Linked DNA regions of Mus musculus: region 2 is linked to region 1. The links are chromatin loops, found by intact Hi-C in ENCODE. Cell type or tissue: left cerebral cortex. All regions are shown on one strand.

Region 1 (8,000 bases):
AAGCAGGACCCCAAATTCCAGTCCCAGCTCTGCTTTGAGGGAGCTGAAGGGCAATGAGAATATCACTAAACTCTTCTCTCAGCATTTTTACCTACCTCTGAAGCAGGTTAAATACCTCAAGTCATAAAAAAATTGTATAAATTTGCAATTCTATGAAAGTATATGTTTTTGGTCTGCCAACTTTTTTTTAAAAGTTTATTACATTTATTACAAATGCTGCTGCTTCTTTCTTTCAAAATTCAGTTGATTTCATTGCTCATATTTGTGAATTCCCTTAGCTGTTAGATACACATATTGCCAGCGGTGGCTACAGAAAGCAATGTGCTGTTTGTTCTCTCTCAAATGCAAGCAATGCCACCAAGGAGGTTATTTTCTGTCGTAGCCTCTGTGCTTGTTTTGTTTTGTTTTTTTAAGTGCCTTCAGTCTTTAAAGAGCCCCTCAACTTTGGTACTAGAATGCTGTGTAATTCTCAAGTACAGGAAGGTTGTGATGTGCTTGGAGAGATAAATGTGTATTAAGTAAGTTTCACAAGTGAGTTATAATGTTGTGGGTTAAGAGCTCAGTGCTAAAGAATTAATATGCATGCGTGTGTGTGTGTGTGTGTGTGTGTGTGTGTGTGTGTGTGTGTGCGTGCATGCGCGTGTATTAAGATCCTTACAGAAACCCACAAAAACAAGGTTAGATATTGAGTGGATAGAAATGTTGTGACATGCATTTCTTCTTGACGTGCTGTGCAATATTTAGTAATCCAGTTGTCACAGTGACTATAGAACCAATCTCCCAGGAAGACCAAGAGGTGCCTGTATCTGTGAAGCATCTCTTTAAAACTGTCCTGTACATGATACTCCTAATGAGTGATTGGCCTGGACCACACACTGCAGGGGGTGCTCGAGCATGGCAGAATCCTTACATTCATATTCTACACACAGACTTCAGAGTATGGATTATGCTCATACTCCACTGAAAGTTTATTACAGAAGAAAGAGCAACAGGATTAACAAATGAGAAAAACGATAAAGCCATGCTCTTAACTAAATCCAATCATCCGAAACACGTTTTTTCTTGCTATAGCTCCATAGATCTCAAACTCAAACTCTAGCAGCTCAAATGCCAAGGCACTAGCTGGAAAGGTTTTTTTTTTTCTTTCCTCTTTTCATCTACTTAATTAGTATTCATAAATGCAAACATTTCTTAGATTTAAACTGTGTGTGGAACACTATCATAGGTACTTAGAATTCCTGTTTTTTTAAAGTTTAGCAAAGAAAAGTAGACAGTACGTGGGTTCATGCCAAGTGATACCTAAAATGCTGTTTCAGAAAAAAATGGCAATGTAAAGGATGAATGGGCAACTGGAGAGAGGGCTCCAGAAAGGCCCTTTTCAGGACAGAAATAACTGGCCAGAAATACAAAAGGCACAAAGGAAAGAACCAACGAGGACTGGGGAAGAACATGCAGACAGAGAAGGGTGCGTGAAAGCTACCCAAGCAAAACTGTGCTTCTCAGGCCAATTAAGGAGACAACAGCAGGCCACAGAGGATTGCTCAGGGGCAGGCGAGAATAATGTTAGGAGGTGCAGGAGCCCCATTAATGAGTCCTGCAGGGGACATGCCCACTTTGTGTTTTATTCTTTTGTTTGGAAAACGATAACTAAGCCTTTTTTTTCTTAAAGTTTTCTGTGCAGAAACTATGTATGAACAAAATAGTGTACAGAACAGCAGTCCAAAAAAGTACAGAAGGAAGGGGTGGCGAGATGGTGCCGGATCGCAGGAACGCTGCTCTTTAGTTTATAGATTCAGCATGCTGTTTAGGCAGGGTGTAGGGACACAGAAGAAGAGTCACAGGACACAGAAGTAGAGAAGACTTCAAACCACACCATCAGAAAGGACACAGACACTATGAATTAAGATGGGGAAAATTGAGAAGGCCAGTTGGTTTGGGTAGGGAAAACCAGGAGTATAATGTCTCTAACTGGGCTGATGACTAATGGATATCCAAGAGGACATGCTGAGCAGACAGTAGGTTCAGAGTTCAGCATACAGGTCAAAAACAGAGACGGGCATATGGAAGTATTATCATACACATAGGTTTTAGAGATCTGAGGCAGAAATCAGCAACTTAATGAATGAGAAGAGGTCCAAAGACTGCACACTAGGATGTGTCCACATTTCAGTGTGAGGAAAATTTGGATATGACAGGAAAATGCCTCAGTAAAAGGTCATGTCGAAATGCCTACAAGCAAAACTCTTCTAGAATGAAAAGTTTATTTTATAAACAGCATACAGAAACAAATCTTCAATTCAAGAGTGAAAGGCAACTTATCACATCAAGCTGGCTCTACCTTCCCAGGGGAAAAATTTTAGAAAATAGGCAACATCTATTAAAACCTCTCCACTCAAAGGCATGTCGTCATGAGAAGAGACTAGTGGAAGAAGGGAAACTCAATTTACAGTGGAAATCAGGACAGCACTGGAGTGCAAGTAAGGTTACTGGTGGGTTTTTGTTTAGTAATAGTATCAAATGGGACTGTTTAAAACACACACACACCATCAAATTCAGTTTAGCACCTGATGAGGTCTTCCAGAAGGAATAGAATAGAGAATCTTTATATACACGCAGAAAGGAGCCCTTGAACACAGTCCCGTGAAACCTCATGAAGTTCCTATTCTGGAGTTGTAAAGCACGGCTGCCCATGACGGATCTAAGGCAGTACTTACTCAGCTGATGGTACACTGGTTTATTTAATCCTTGCAGTTTGTTGGATGCTATAACCGCAAGTTTGCCAGGGGGCTGCATTTTGCCATCTAAGAGATACCACATTCGAGCAAAAGTGGCCCATTGCTAGGAAATAAAGAGAATAAGAAAATTCTAGTTAAAATGGAAACAATTAAAACCATTACTATACACTATTATGGGTATTCTATAACTAATGCCAGCAATTACTTTGAAAAACAGACTATCACTAGTTTGTGTGGGTGTGTAATTTGTTTCCATTACCAGTTCTGAGGTCTTTTCTTGTTATGGCATTAAGATAGTAAGGCATGTTACACAGAAAGCTGAGTGGCCAACTGCCAACTGAAGATTATTCAAGAACTCAGTTCTAGGAGAGCTAAACACAACTATGCAATCAGAGCAGTATAGCTTAGATTCAGTATGTCTATGTGTGTGTGAGAACTGAGAAACCAGGCAAGCACTCTACCACTGAGACCCATCACTAACCCCTTTCATGCTTTTGAGACAAGAGTCTCACCAAGTTACTCAGCTTAGCCTCGAGTTCACCCTGTACCCGCCAAAGGCTTGAAATTACAACTATCCCCACTTCATTCTCTAGAATAGCTGGTATTACAGGCCTGTCTTCCAAGACATCTTTAGGTCATCTGATAAAATCACTGTCTTCAATGCCTCCAAACTAAGGAAATTATCTCTATTCCAGAAAGATCTTGTCCAGGTACTTTCATATGCATATACACAAGGATTATATGCTAGAAAAATACACTTATAAGCTTGTGGTTTCATATTAGTTATCCTAAATTTTAAACTAGCCTATGCATACGCAAAAGACAAGTTTACCACATTCCATGTGAACTAATACTTTAAAAAAGCTTGATAAATAATAGAAATACTGCCACATGTCAACTTGCTGTCAAAGTTTTAAATATTCACATCTGTTATTTACCTGATTATAGACAGGTAACAACTACATTTAAAGGAAATGTACTTCAAGTAGTGTTAGGCTAGGAGTTGTCTTGGATTAACATATCAGAAACTAATTCTTTCTCTTCTATCTAGAATCTGCTTCAGTTTCAGTATTCCCTATGAGTCAGCCTTCCGGTTGCCCAAACCAGAATTCTTAAAAGTTATTCTTGTTTCTCTTTACACCCACATTCAAATCTTTAATATATATTGTGGACTTCTTAGAACTCCAATGTTTCAGCCTGACTTGTAAAATGAGTATTTTGTGTGGTACACTAAAATAGAATTCTAACTGAATTCTCCCTTTAGCCCTTCAAAGATCTCCCATCTGTGAACAGTTTATCTTCCACCTGGCGGCTTGAGTGCTTGCTTGATCCTTCTGATGCCTAAGACTTCTAGGTCAAAACTCTACAACAGGTCTTCATTCTTTATAAACAGTCTTAAGCAGCGCAGGCTTGACTTCAAGCTCACTAAGTATCGGAGAAGGCTGGCCTTGAACTTCGGATCTTTCTCCCTCCACCTCCCAAGTGCTAGGATAACATGCGTGCACCATAATTCCAGGTTTATGCGGTGTTGGGGATGGAACCCAGGCATGCTACGCTACATCAGCTACAGCTCCACACCTTCCCTTCCCCCTCCCCTACTGTACTAAACAAAAATAAACATCTTTTAGTGGTTTTTACTGCCCCACGTCATTCAACCTATTATTTCACTTTAGCTCTCTTTCCGCAAGGAACAAAAGACACGAAAGGGGCAGACTGAGGAGAGAAAGGAGCCAAAACAAAGATATCAAGTGGTAGGCAGACTCACAACCCTCTGGTAAGTGACTCCTAAAGCATTTCTTGGGTACGGGTGTCAGCTTCCCTGAAAGCTCAGCTTCTGCACTAAATCCCTGTGAACACTGCTCTTCATTTTCGCCAGCGTACTGAGCACACTATCCTGCCCGAAACGCGCAAACTCACCTGGGGCGCCCTAGAGAAGCTGGACATGCTCTCCGACCCGCGGCGTCCTTTACTTTGCACCCGCCCCGCCGGGGAACCAGCACCACGGGTCCGGCGGGAAACACAGACACCCGAGCATGAAGGTTCCTACTGCCGTCGCGTGCGCTCATCTGCTTCCCCGCCACACTCGGGTCCCCGCCGGTAGCGGTTTCGTTATGAGAGGAGCAGAGAGTGTGGCTCCTGAGAGAATAATTTCCCACAATAATTGGCGGGAAAACCGACGTAGGACATTATTTTGCAGCCAACCTGAGCGGCAGGAAACCGGAAGTGCACGTTGCGCGCGGCTCTTTTGAGACCTAACACTGAGTCCGGGCGCGAAGAGGATGGATCGGTACTTGCTGCTGGTCACCTGGAGGGAAGGGAAGTTTCGATCCGTGGCGGGTGGGGAGATCGAGCCTGGCACTGAGGCGACATCCCTGGAGAGCACCGACAAACAGCCCGGTAAGCTCTGGGCGGAGAAGAGGCGGGAACGACCGGCGGCGGGGAAGCGAAGGATTTGAGTTTCTGATGAAATCCCGGAGGGAGGCGCATAGGTCGAATGGTCCCGGGAACGTGCAACTAACTCTCTGAAGTAGTTTCTATAAGAACTGAGCAGTAGTATGTCAATGGAAAAGATATAAAGTTGTGGGTATTAGATGCCAGTGTCCCAAGTGCTTGGTGAACTGAATATTTGCCTGGTTGAATCTTCTGGTGGCATAGTCATCGAATTTTTGCTTTTAGGGAAGGTATGCTTGCAGAAAGAAGTGTCCCTTGGCGTTCCTACCACCTTGAAGAAAGCACAGAAAGAAATGATAGGTTCTGCAGATCTGAGTTTTACATTCTATGAAGGAAACATTCCACACTAAAAAAAGAGAAATGACCAGCTTTAAAAGATTTTAGCTGCATTGCTTTTTTGGCGTACTTGACTAATCTCAATATTACGTTTTCCTTGTTTTGATTAAGCAGACATTTTTAGGAAGAAATGTATATAGTTCGTATATACTTCTTTTGGAAGGAAGTTTTGATTTCTTGTTACTGATTAGCATATACAAATGAGGAGACTTGGCTGTTTTCTCTGCGGTGTCAGCACTTGAATAGACTTGGTCAACATGTATTCTGTCTACAACTTACTGGCCTTCAGATCCTCTGATAGTGAAATGGAAACAGGCCCTAGATTATGTTAACTCTTGAGTTAGATGACTGAGTCAGGTCTTTATTTTTATAGATTTGACCGCAACCAATATTTATCACCTCTTGAAGAGAAGCATCAGCGATTCAATCCATCCAGATGACAGTACATTCCCTGGTAAGTACAGAAGTGTAATGGTAATGAAATTCCTCTCCTATCCACCACCACCCCCCACCCCCAAAGTCTGACACAGCATTTTTTTGGAAATCAGTCAGTTTGATAACCTAGGAGTACAAGAAAGACTTGTTGACTTGAGAGGCACAGGGCTATGGGGGTATCTTAAAGAAAACCTCAACTACATTACTATTCCTTCCTGATATTTGAATGTTGTAAGTTTTTATAAAAGTTATTCTGGGTTCCCATTGTGAGAGTTTTGCTTCCATATAACCCTTGCTCTCCTGGAACTCTTTATCTGTAGACCGGCCTGGCCTTGAACTCACAGAGATCTGCCTGCTTCTGTCTTCCCAAGTGCTGGGATTAAAGGCATGTGCCACCACTGCCCTGCTTGTGGAAGGGTTCTTGTCTTGAGTAAAGACAACCCGTTACAGCTCCCACTCTGCCTTCTTTACCACATGTGGGTGTTGTTTTCCTGTCTATTTTACTGATTCTCTTAAAGCAAAAACAGCTTTGAGTCATCTGCTTTGACTTTCTGAAGTTCTCACTACTTTTTTTTTTGGGGGGGGGGCAAGAAATCTTCCCTACTTTTAGTTCTATTGGTACTTTACAAATATATCTATTTGTAAATGTATTTGATAATTTTCTTCTCTTTTACTTCTCCATCTGATAATATCCTTTAAGGCCCAGAAAATATGAATATGGAGACAGATCAGATCCTACAAGCTGAAGGAAGTGTCTATAGTTGGCAGGAAAAAATAGCCTCCTTTTGAGAGCTGCAGCTCTCATGATTCTGTTATAATCGGCTCCCTTCCTTATTGGAGAACCTCTAGTCTCGGGGGCAGCTCTCACCACTAAGGATTGATTTCCAGTATGTAGGCACTGTACTAGCCTGTTGTCCACGTTCTAATGGTACTCTTATTAATTTCTGAAGTTGGTAAAGTTTAGCGAATTCTTTAAAACATTCTAGACTGGGTTCTCATGAAAGTATTCACTCTGCTTGGAAGGACAGGGTTTCTTATAAGACACCCCTTTTGTACAGTAATGCAGAACTCTGCAAGTGATGTGTACTGAAGGCATGCAAGACCATCCCAGTTCAATAATCAATTAGACAGTAGAATTGTTCCATGACCTGTAACATTCCTATCAAAGCTAATTAAAAACTCTTGTTGGTTTTTAATGGCTCAGTGGGTGGGGTTGCTTGCTCTCAAGGCTGATGACCTGAGTTCATTCCCCAGGACCTATACTGAAGGAGAAGTGCAGCGCCTGCAAGTCATCTATCTGATCTCCACACAGAGTGTGACACATAGGTGTCTACACACACACACACACACACACACACACACACACACAATGCAACTAAAAAGAATTTAAAACACTGATTGTTTTAAATATGTAAGACAGTGAAAGAAATAGTAAAGATAATATTTACTGTGTGTTCTGTAGGTTATAACATGAGACACAGTGCAATTGAAGTATTTTGTTTCTTTGTTAAATCTGCTGAAAACAGTCGGGCATCAAGTTCTACTTTGCCATCATAGAACTTATACAGATTTAGCATCGTTTCTGTGCTTTGGCGACTTGTACTCTAGTTCTATCAGCTTCTAGTGTTTTTTCTTTGGGCTGTCAGTCTTGCGAACTATCCATGCATTCCTTTAATTTGACTGTTTCTTGCTAGCACCATTTTCCCTGGGACAGACATCGTTACCGGTTTTAGCATGTTTGTCACAGTAACTAACCTAGAACTCTATTTATATAGGTTTGAAAAGCACTTTAGCACCCATAACTTTGTTTTCTTGCTATTCTTCATCTTTCTCAGCAAATGCCTTTTCTGGTTATCTATTGGAAAAAATTACTACAATGAGTTTACATCAGAAGACCAGGAAGAAACAAAATTTAGATATTTTGCTTTCTCTGCATAAAATTGAATGGTAAGATGTTCAGTGACTAGTTAGCACACTGTGAAAGTAGTGTCACGATCAGTCACTGCATGGTACCTTTTTTTTTTTCCTGGCAATGGTTTGCGT
Region 2 (8,000 bases), 450 kb before region 1:
GACAGACACCATGACCAAGACAACTCTTATAAGGAAACATTTACTTGGCTTACAGGTTCAGAGGTTCAGTCCATTACCATCAAGGCAGGAGCATGGCAACATCCAGGCAGGCATGGTGAGGAGGAGTTGAGAGTTCTACATCTTCGTCTGAAGGCTGCTAGCAGAATACTGACTCCTAGGCAGCTAGGGTGAGGGTCTTAAGCCCACACCCACAGTGACACACCTACTCCAACAACTTCATCTGTCACTAACTCCACAGGTCCATTGAGAGTCTAAAGTTATAATTCTTAGGTCCAAGTTAGCATTGATGTTTTATATAGATAATCTCAGTCAATATTTCATCTTGTGTCCTTGCACCTGTAATAAATTGTTCTTCCTCTTACGACCTTTGGGTTTTACAGCCAAAAGGAATGTAACAAAAGGAATCCAACTTCTTAATTGAATCTATTTTCCACTTGGAGAGCAAGCTTTAATATGCATTTAACGATGTCTAAGTGCATTTTTCTGGGCCTTGAATTCGGATGAAGAAGAATGAGGATGCTGGGCTCGCTTATAATGTAATGGACTGAGAAGAAACAGGGGGAGAACTGTCATACACTAGGCAGTAAGAGACCCTGATTAGCTGGGCAGCATGGCTCACATCTGTAATCCCAGCACTCAGAGCCTGAGGCCAGAGGAATCACACACACACACACACACACACACACACACACACACACACACACACACACACACCATGCTCAGCAGCCTTATCTACAGAGTAACTTAGCGGCCACAGAAAAGTCCCTGTCCAGAACACTCAGAAAGGGTTTTTACCATAGAGCTGACTTGAACCCACTGAGTCCAGGCAGCCCTGGATCTTGGGATATCCCTGCCTTTGAGGTGCCTCTTTTCATCCCATGACAACAAAGCAAAGGCTGAGCTGGAGAAATGGCCCAGAGGTTAAGAGCACTGACTGTTCTTCCAGGGGTTCTCAGCTCAATTCCTAGTAACCACATGGTGGCTCACAACCATCTATATATAATAAGATCTGGTGCTCTCTTCTGGCCTGCAGGTGTACATGTAGATAGAACACTGTATACATAATATATATATATATATATATATATATATATATATATATATATATATATATAGAGAGAGAGAGAGAGAGAGAGAGAGAGAGAGAGAGAGGCAGAGGGGCAAGCAAAGGCTAGTATAAGCAGAACACGGTATCATTTGTGGTGCTTACATAGCTCCATTCCTGTTAGATGTGGCCATCACATCCCCATATCTGAGGGGACAGTCCTCAGCAGCTAGAGGCTGGAAACAATAACATCTGCAATCAGAGGGATTCAGTGAAGATGCAGGAATGCACACCAAGCACAGGACTGGCCTACAAAAGCATCTACATAGGGAACCTGCCCTCTGGAGTGGCAGTGTAGCTGAGAAACGGCCAGCATTGCCTCTACAGTCACAAGAGTCTCACCTCCCAACCTACCTCTATTGACATGCCCTTAGTACACATGTTTAAGGTAAATTTAGTCGGTAGAAGGAAGCAGCCATGTTTGATAGTATAACTAAGGAGCAGACAAAGTGACAATTCAGAGAAAGATTTGACAGAAGGAGTCAGAGATTGGATACAGCCAACTCTCATGCGAACGGCACAGGAAAGAAAGGCTACTTCAGAGCAGCGCAGGGACAGAGGGTGAGTCAGTCAGTCAGGAGTCAGTGCGGTGAGTGCCGTGCGGTGAGTGCCGTGCAGTAGAGTTGAGTTCGTTCATTAGCCCATGCAATTCAGTGCAGGTCAGCAGAGGCAGTTGAAGCCAGAGAATAAGAAGGAACCAGAAGATTAGAACAAATGGCCAGAGTTAGTTTAAGGCCAAGCAGAACAATTTAATGAGAAGTCACAGAGAAGCCATATTGTGTGCCCTCGCTCAGCCTTGAGCTGGCTGATTTAGACCTTGTTTATGCCACAGCAGGTTAGCCCACCTAGGGTGGAGTCTTCCAACCTAGGTAAAATCTATTGTCCTGCCACATCTGCAGTTTCCTCGATGCCACTACCTGCTGAGAGGCTGAACCTGTTTTCCTGACAGGATCCTGACAAAGCAATGAAGATCCTGGCATGGTGGGGGATGGGCTCCCCCCCCCCCCCCTTTTTAAGTTCAGACTCAAAAAGTAAACTTTGGGCCTTGATCAGAGAACTTTGTCTTTGTTCATTATTTCTCTTGCCACTTTTCCCATCCAACCCCAACTTTCCTTTCAGGAACCCAGTAACCTGTGGCTGCTGGAGGCTACAATATTGAATCAGTCACCTTGGAGAAGAGTTTGAGCCAGAATTGCTGAGTTCTGTCAGCCAGCCAGAGTTCAAAAAGAACTAGAAAGGGTAGGTTTATTCAGCAGTAAGCCTCTGAGACAACAATTATATCAGGCAAAAAAAAGGGACTTTTAGGGCTGGTGAGATGGCTCAGCGGTTAAAAGTACTCACTGCTCATTGAGAGGTCCAGCGTTCCCAGCAACCACATGTTGGCTCACAACCATCTGTAATGGGATCTGAAGCCCTCTTCTGTTATGCCTGAAGACAGCTACATTGTAGTCATAAATAAATAAATCTTTTTAAAAATTAAAAAAACAACAAAAAAGTCACTTTTACACATGCGCATAAACACACACACACACACACAAAGTAAATAAATAAATGTAAAATAGAAATCCCAATAAGTAAATCAAATGACACACCAGACACACACACACACACACACACACACACACACACACACACTCTTTAACATAGCTGTAATCTTGGTGCATGCTACAGCCACCATATGCAAATAGCAAACAGTCATTTATCCCAAATGGCAAACCTTTGCTGATTAAGACTGGAACAGTTCAAGGTACAGTTCTTTGTCAGTACACATAATAATCCCATTCCTGACCATTCTGTATTATGTTAAAATTTCTCAAAACCTATCTCCTAAGAAAGACAGTTGAGATTTCAGATAATTCAAGTCTTTGAGAGTTATTGTCCTAAGGAAATGTGATAAATAGCATACCTAGTACTGGGTCATTAAAAGCCAGTATCACCCCCAATAAATGTGATAGACTGTAAACATGCCCAGGAACCTCTGGGAAGCAGCCATTTCTCCACATTGTTTAGTGTCATTGCAAAAGTAATCAGCAGATGGCAGCACATACCAATATGTTAAATGATGTGGAGCGGTAAGGAGAGCTGAACTGGAGCCAACAGCTTCTTTTCTAATGTGTTCTTACAAAACCACGAAAGCAACACATTACAATATTAAAGTGGGTGTGAATTATGAAGTCCCGAGTGTCTTATGTCTCACTATCGTTCCAGTTAGCTTTTATCTCTTGTCATTTGTTTGTTTGTTTGTTATCAAGCATAGTTTTCAGGTCTCACGTAGGAGCTTGTTTTGCTAGTCTGTTTTTGACAGGGCCAGGGATAAAACCCAAGTCCTTAGCCATGTTAGGCAAGTGCTCTGTGACTGAGATACACTCCTGAGATACCTTACAATGATTTTGTTAAAGACTAGTCCCCTCTTGACAATTCTAAGCCACAAAAATATTTGGATAGCAATAACACAAAATCCCAGCACTGGGGAGGCAGAGGCAGGCAGATTTCTGAGTTCGAGGTCAGCCTGGTCTACAGAGTGAGTTCCAGGACAGCCAGGGCTACACAGAGAAACCCTGTCTCAAAAACACCAAAAAAAAAAAAAAAAGGGAATAACACACAACCCTAAATAGGATGTTTCCGTCAAATCCTTCCCTTCAGAGCTCTGGGAACCCTCAAGAAGAGAAGGCAGAAAGAGTATTAGAGCCAAAGGGGATGGAGGACACCAAGAGAACAAGAATCACTAAAGCAATAGGAGTGAAGATCATATGAACTCATGGAAACTGAGGCAGCATGCATATACCTGGTCCTCTGCATTGGACAGGATATTCTCTCTCTCTCTCTCTCTCTCTCTCTCTCTCTCTCTCTCTCTCTCTCTCTCTCTCTTTGTTTTTCAAGACAGGGTTTCTCTGTGTAGCCCTGGCTGTCCTGGAACTCACTCTGTAGACCAGGCAGGCCTCGAACTCAAAAATCCACCTGCCTCTGCCTCCCAAGTGCTGGGTTTAAAGGCATGTGCCACCACTACCTGTCGGACAGGATAGTCTAAACCATCAGCTCCTTCCATTCACAAAACCAACCAACAACAAGTATAATGGCTGAAGAATCAGGAATCCATTAAAGTTTGAGAACAGTATAACTCTTTTATAAGATGATATAATTCAAGGGTGTGAGGAGGGGATAAATGAACTGGACGCCAAGGCTGAGAACCTGTGATCAGTCCCAGAACCAGCATGGTAGAAGGAACTGACTCCAGCAAGTTTCATGTGCACATATCCACTAAAATATAAGGAAATTTATTTTATCTTTTTATTTTATTTTTGGTTTTTAAACAGAGTATTTCTGTGTAGCCCTGGCTGTCTTGGAACTCAATCGGTAAGCCAAGGTGTTCTCAGATTCACAGAGATCCACCTGTCTCTGCCTCCCAAGTAGGAATGCTGGGATGAAAGGTATGAGCCAGCACCAACTGGTATGAAACATTTTTTTTCAAGAAAATATATATTCCTAGGTGAGTACAACTCAAGAAGTAGAGCCTAGGAAGATGACAGACAGACAGAAGGAGTTTTTGTTAAGATCAAGCAGAAATGAGACAGACTCTTAGAATCAACAGCAATAGTTTTGGTCAGTTTGGTTTTGAGGTAGGATATGATGTGTTTCAAGCTAACCTACTGAATTTGCTATATAGCTAAGGTTGACCTTGTATACTATCTTAGTTTCAGTTTCCACTGCTGTGAAGAGACACCACGACCAAGGCAACTCTTATAAGGGACAACTCTTAACTGGGGCTGGCTTATAGTTTCAGAGGTCCTGTCCATTATCATCATGGCAGGAAGCATGGCAGCATCCAGGCAGACATGGGACTGGAAGAGCTAAGAGTTCTATATCTTCATTCAAAGGAAGACAGGAGCAGACTGTGTCCAGCCAGCTAGTAGGAGGGTCTCAAAGCTCACCTTCACAGTGACACACTCCCTCCAACAAGGCCACACCTACTCAAACAAGGCCACATCTCCTAATAGTTCCACTTCCTGGGCCAACCGTATTCAAACCACCACAAATACTGACTGACCTTTCTTCCATCTTCCAAATGCTTCGGTCTGGATGTGTGGTACCCATCCCAGATAACACCTACCCTATCATTAAGCTTTGTGGCTGATACTATACTTTCACTTTTTTAGTAATTAAGTAATTAGTAATTAAGTAATTAGTAATTAAGTTCATCTTTTCACTTTGTGACTAACCTTCAGGAAGAGCTCATTGCACCAGCACTGCTCAAAATATGATTGACTAGGGAGTGGCCAGGAACCTAAATGAAGGAGGAGACATACTGTTTGTTACTGAGAATCCAAATAGAAACACTCAACAGCAATTTTACAGAGTATTTTTCTCTCTTGACTCCTATAAGGCTTGAGCATATGTTAAGCATGCCTTTTTGATGTAATTTGTCTTGTATTTCATCAAAACGGAACACTTTGAGCACCTGGAAATGCAGACACACACCCAGACCGTCTTCATCCAGACTTTGATACTAGCCTCTAAAGTACCATAAGATGCAGGAGTGAGCCAGCATTGCTGGGAAAGGTGCCTTCACTTCTACTAGTTTCCACCTGTAAGGATTTGTGAAATTTCATTTAATCCACTCAATAACTAATGGGACTGACGCTATATAGCCTTTCCCTCTGAGAATAGAAAATTTCCTCTGAGAAGATAACTGGCTTGCAATGTGGAAGTCTGTCAAGATTTTCAGCTCTTCTGAAATCTTGGTGTGGGATTAATTGCCATAACAATGCCTTCCTGTTTTCTGTCATCATCCACACTCGTAGTTTCTTGAAGCCCAGTTGTTCCAGGACAGTCATGGCCATGGATGCCTATGTGTCCTTAGCAAGCAGTTTCCCCCATATGTCTGCTAGAAGAGTGACTTAAGCAATGCAGTATGGTGTGATCCCTGTATCACATGTAAGCCTAAGGTTTAATCTGTAACTGTAGCTTCCCCCAGCCTGAAGCGGTCTGGTGCAGCCCTTGTCACCACTGAGGTGGGGCCACCTGTGATGCAGCTTTTCGACTTGGCTGTTTTCTTTTGATGTGACAACAGCCCTGCTCTTCTCTGAGATGCTGCTACCTGCTGAGAGACTGAACCTGTCTTCCTGAGATGTTCCTGAACAAGCAACAGCCTGGTGACCAAGTGCTGACAGCATGGCAACAAAGCACCAAGGATGGACTCGGGGGGCCCTCCCCCTTTTAAACACAGTTTCTTAGTAAACTCTCAGGCCTTGATCAGAGAAAATTTGTTTGTCTTGGCTTCATTATTTCTCTCGCCATCTAGTCTCTCTTTCAGCCCCAGCCTGCCTTCCAGGAGTACCCAGTTCATGTAGGCCGGGCTGGCCCAACAGCCTTTGGAACGTGGAGGCAAGAGAATCAGGAGTTTGAGGCCAGCTTTGGCTACATGAGATGTTCTGTTTCAAAAAGCTAAAACCGAAGATAAAATTAAAAGTTATTTTCCCTTTCAGGTCAGGCATTTCCCTAACTTGAATTTTTTTTTTAGCCTTACATTGCAGTAATTTTTTTAAAATTACAGATGTACACAATTTTGTTATTAAAATGTATCTTCAAAACTTTATTTATTGAACTGTTATTTCATGAATGTCACAGACCATCCCTAGAAAGTAAAAATTACTTTTCGTCTTATCAATAGAAAATTGAAATTCAAAGAGCTTTAGTGACTGACATAAAATTATAAACTTGGACAATGGTCGGCGAGGACCAAGATTGCATGGGTGAATGAAACAAATCTCAATATTCTGTATAGTAAGTATAAGATTTAAAACCTGAGAACCAGCAGCTGGGCATAGTGGCGCACGCCTTTAATCCTACCACTCTGGAGGCAGAGGCAGGCAGCCCTCTGAGTTTTAGGTCAGCCTGATCTCCAGAGTGAGTTCCAGGCCAGCCAGGCTGCACAGAGAAACCTTACCTTGACAAACCAAGCAAAAACAAACAGACAGACAGACAGCTGTTACCCTCATTAAGTCTAGGCCATCTCCCTCTGTCACTTAATGTTTATGCTATGGGGCTCTTAGAATACTTTGAACTGAAACCTCTCTCCATTGGTGCATCTTTTAAAATATTTACCTTTGAGGAAAAAATTTACCTTTGGAGGAAAAAATAGAACAGAGCATGGTGTTCAGGTCTTATAATTCCAGCACTTTGGAGACTGAGGCAGGGGGATCAAGGGTTTGATGCTATCCTGGGCTACACAGCAAGATTCTACCCCAAACAATAGTTTTGTTTACCAGAGAATGGACCTTGCAAAGTACTAAATGCTCTACTTTTGTGACCCTAGCAGGTTCAGAGCCTAGTCTTCAGGAATGTCAAGTAACATTCACAGCAGCATATGTTTTGTTATATACTGACACTTCCTGAAGATTGTGACAGTTATCGTAGACACAAGTACCTGTATCTTCCAAAAGGCAAATCCAAAGATACTTCAACAAATGTGTATGGCCGCGGAAGCCATGACTTCCCAGTCAAGCTATGTTGAAGTTTACAAACTAAAAACGAAGAGACACAGTGATGACTTTTAATGAACATGGTAGACCAGCTCGGCCATTCAAATATGTTTAACCTCCTCCTCTTTCTCCTCCTCCTCCTCACCCCCCCCTCCTCCTCTTCTTCTTTTAAAGATTTATTTATTTTATATGTGTGAGTACACTGTCGATGTGGCTGTCTTCAGACACACCAGAAGAGGGTATCAAATCCCATTACAGATGGTTGTGAGCCACCATGTGGTTACTGGGATTTGAACTCAGGACACCTGGAAGAGGAGTGAGTCAGTGCTCTTAACAGCTGAGCCATCTCTCCAGCCCCTAACCTGCTCTTCTAACGGTTTATTGTATTGCTTGCT

The links. A loop is a pair of places that touch in the nucleus more often than their neighbours do. Peaks named below come from ENCODE experiments on the same cell type or tissue, not always from the same donor. Only the 100,000 strongest peaks of a DNase experiment are listed, where the experiment ranks them.
Region 2: it touches region 1 in a loop (4-fold over the local background); 33 of 42 quality-filtered maps call a loop at or near these places.

What each region holds. Positions count from the first base shown.
Region 1 is chr15:55,552,606-55,560,605 of GRCm38, forward strand. It overlaps Mrpl13 (mitochondrial ribosomal protein L13), which reads right to left and starts at 4,707. Exons shown (of 7, transcript NM_026759.3): 1 at 4,653-4,707; 2 at 2,715-2,838. The coding sequence starts at 4,679. It overlaps Mtbp (Mdm2, transformed 3T3 cell double minute p53 binding protein), which reads left to right and starts at 4,803. Exons shown (of 22, transcript NM_134092.3): 1 at 4,803-5,132; 2 at 5,896-5,976. The coding sequence starts at 5,015. In left cerebral cortex, no CTCF peak of the experiment used is centred here; DNase peaks (open chromatin) are centred at 4,759 and 4,956; H3K4me3 peaks cover 1,779 bases; H3K27ac peaks cover 850 bases.
Region 2 is chr15:55,103,570-55,111,569 of GRCm38, forward strand. It overlaps Gm9920 (predicted gene 9920), which reads right to left. Exons shown (of 5, transcript NR_045093.1): 3 at 7,551-7,647; 4 at 5,344-5,408. Among named protein-coding and RNA genes, the nearest start is that of Deptor, 4.7 kb to the right of the region's middle. In left cerebral cortex, a CTCF peak has its summit at 3,159 (motif pointing right); a DNase peak (open chromatin) is centred at 3,161.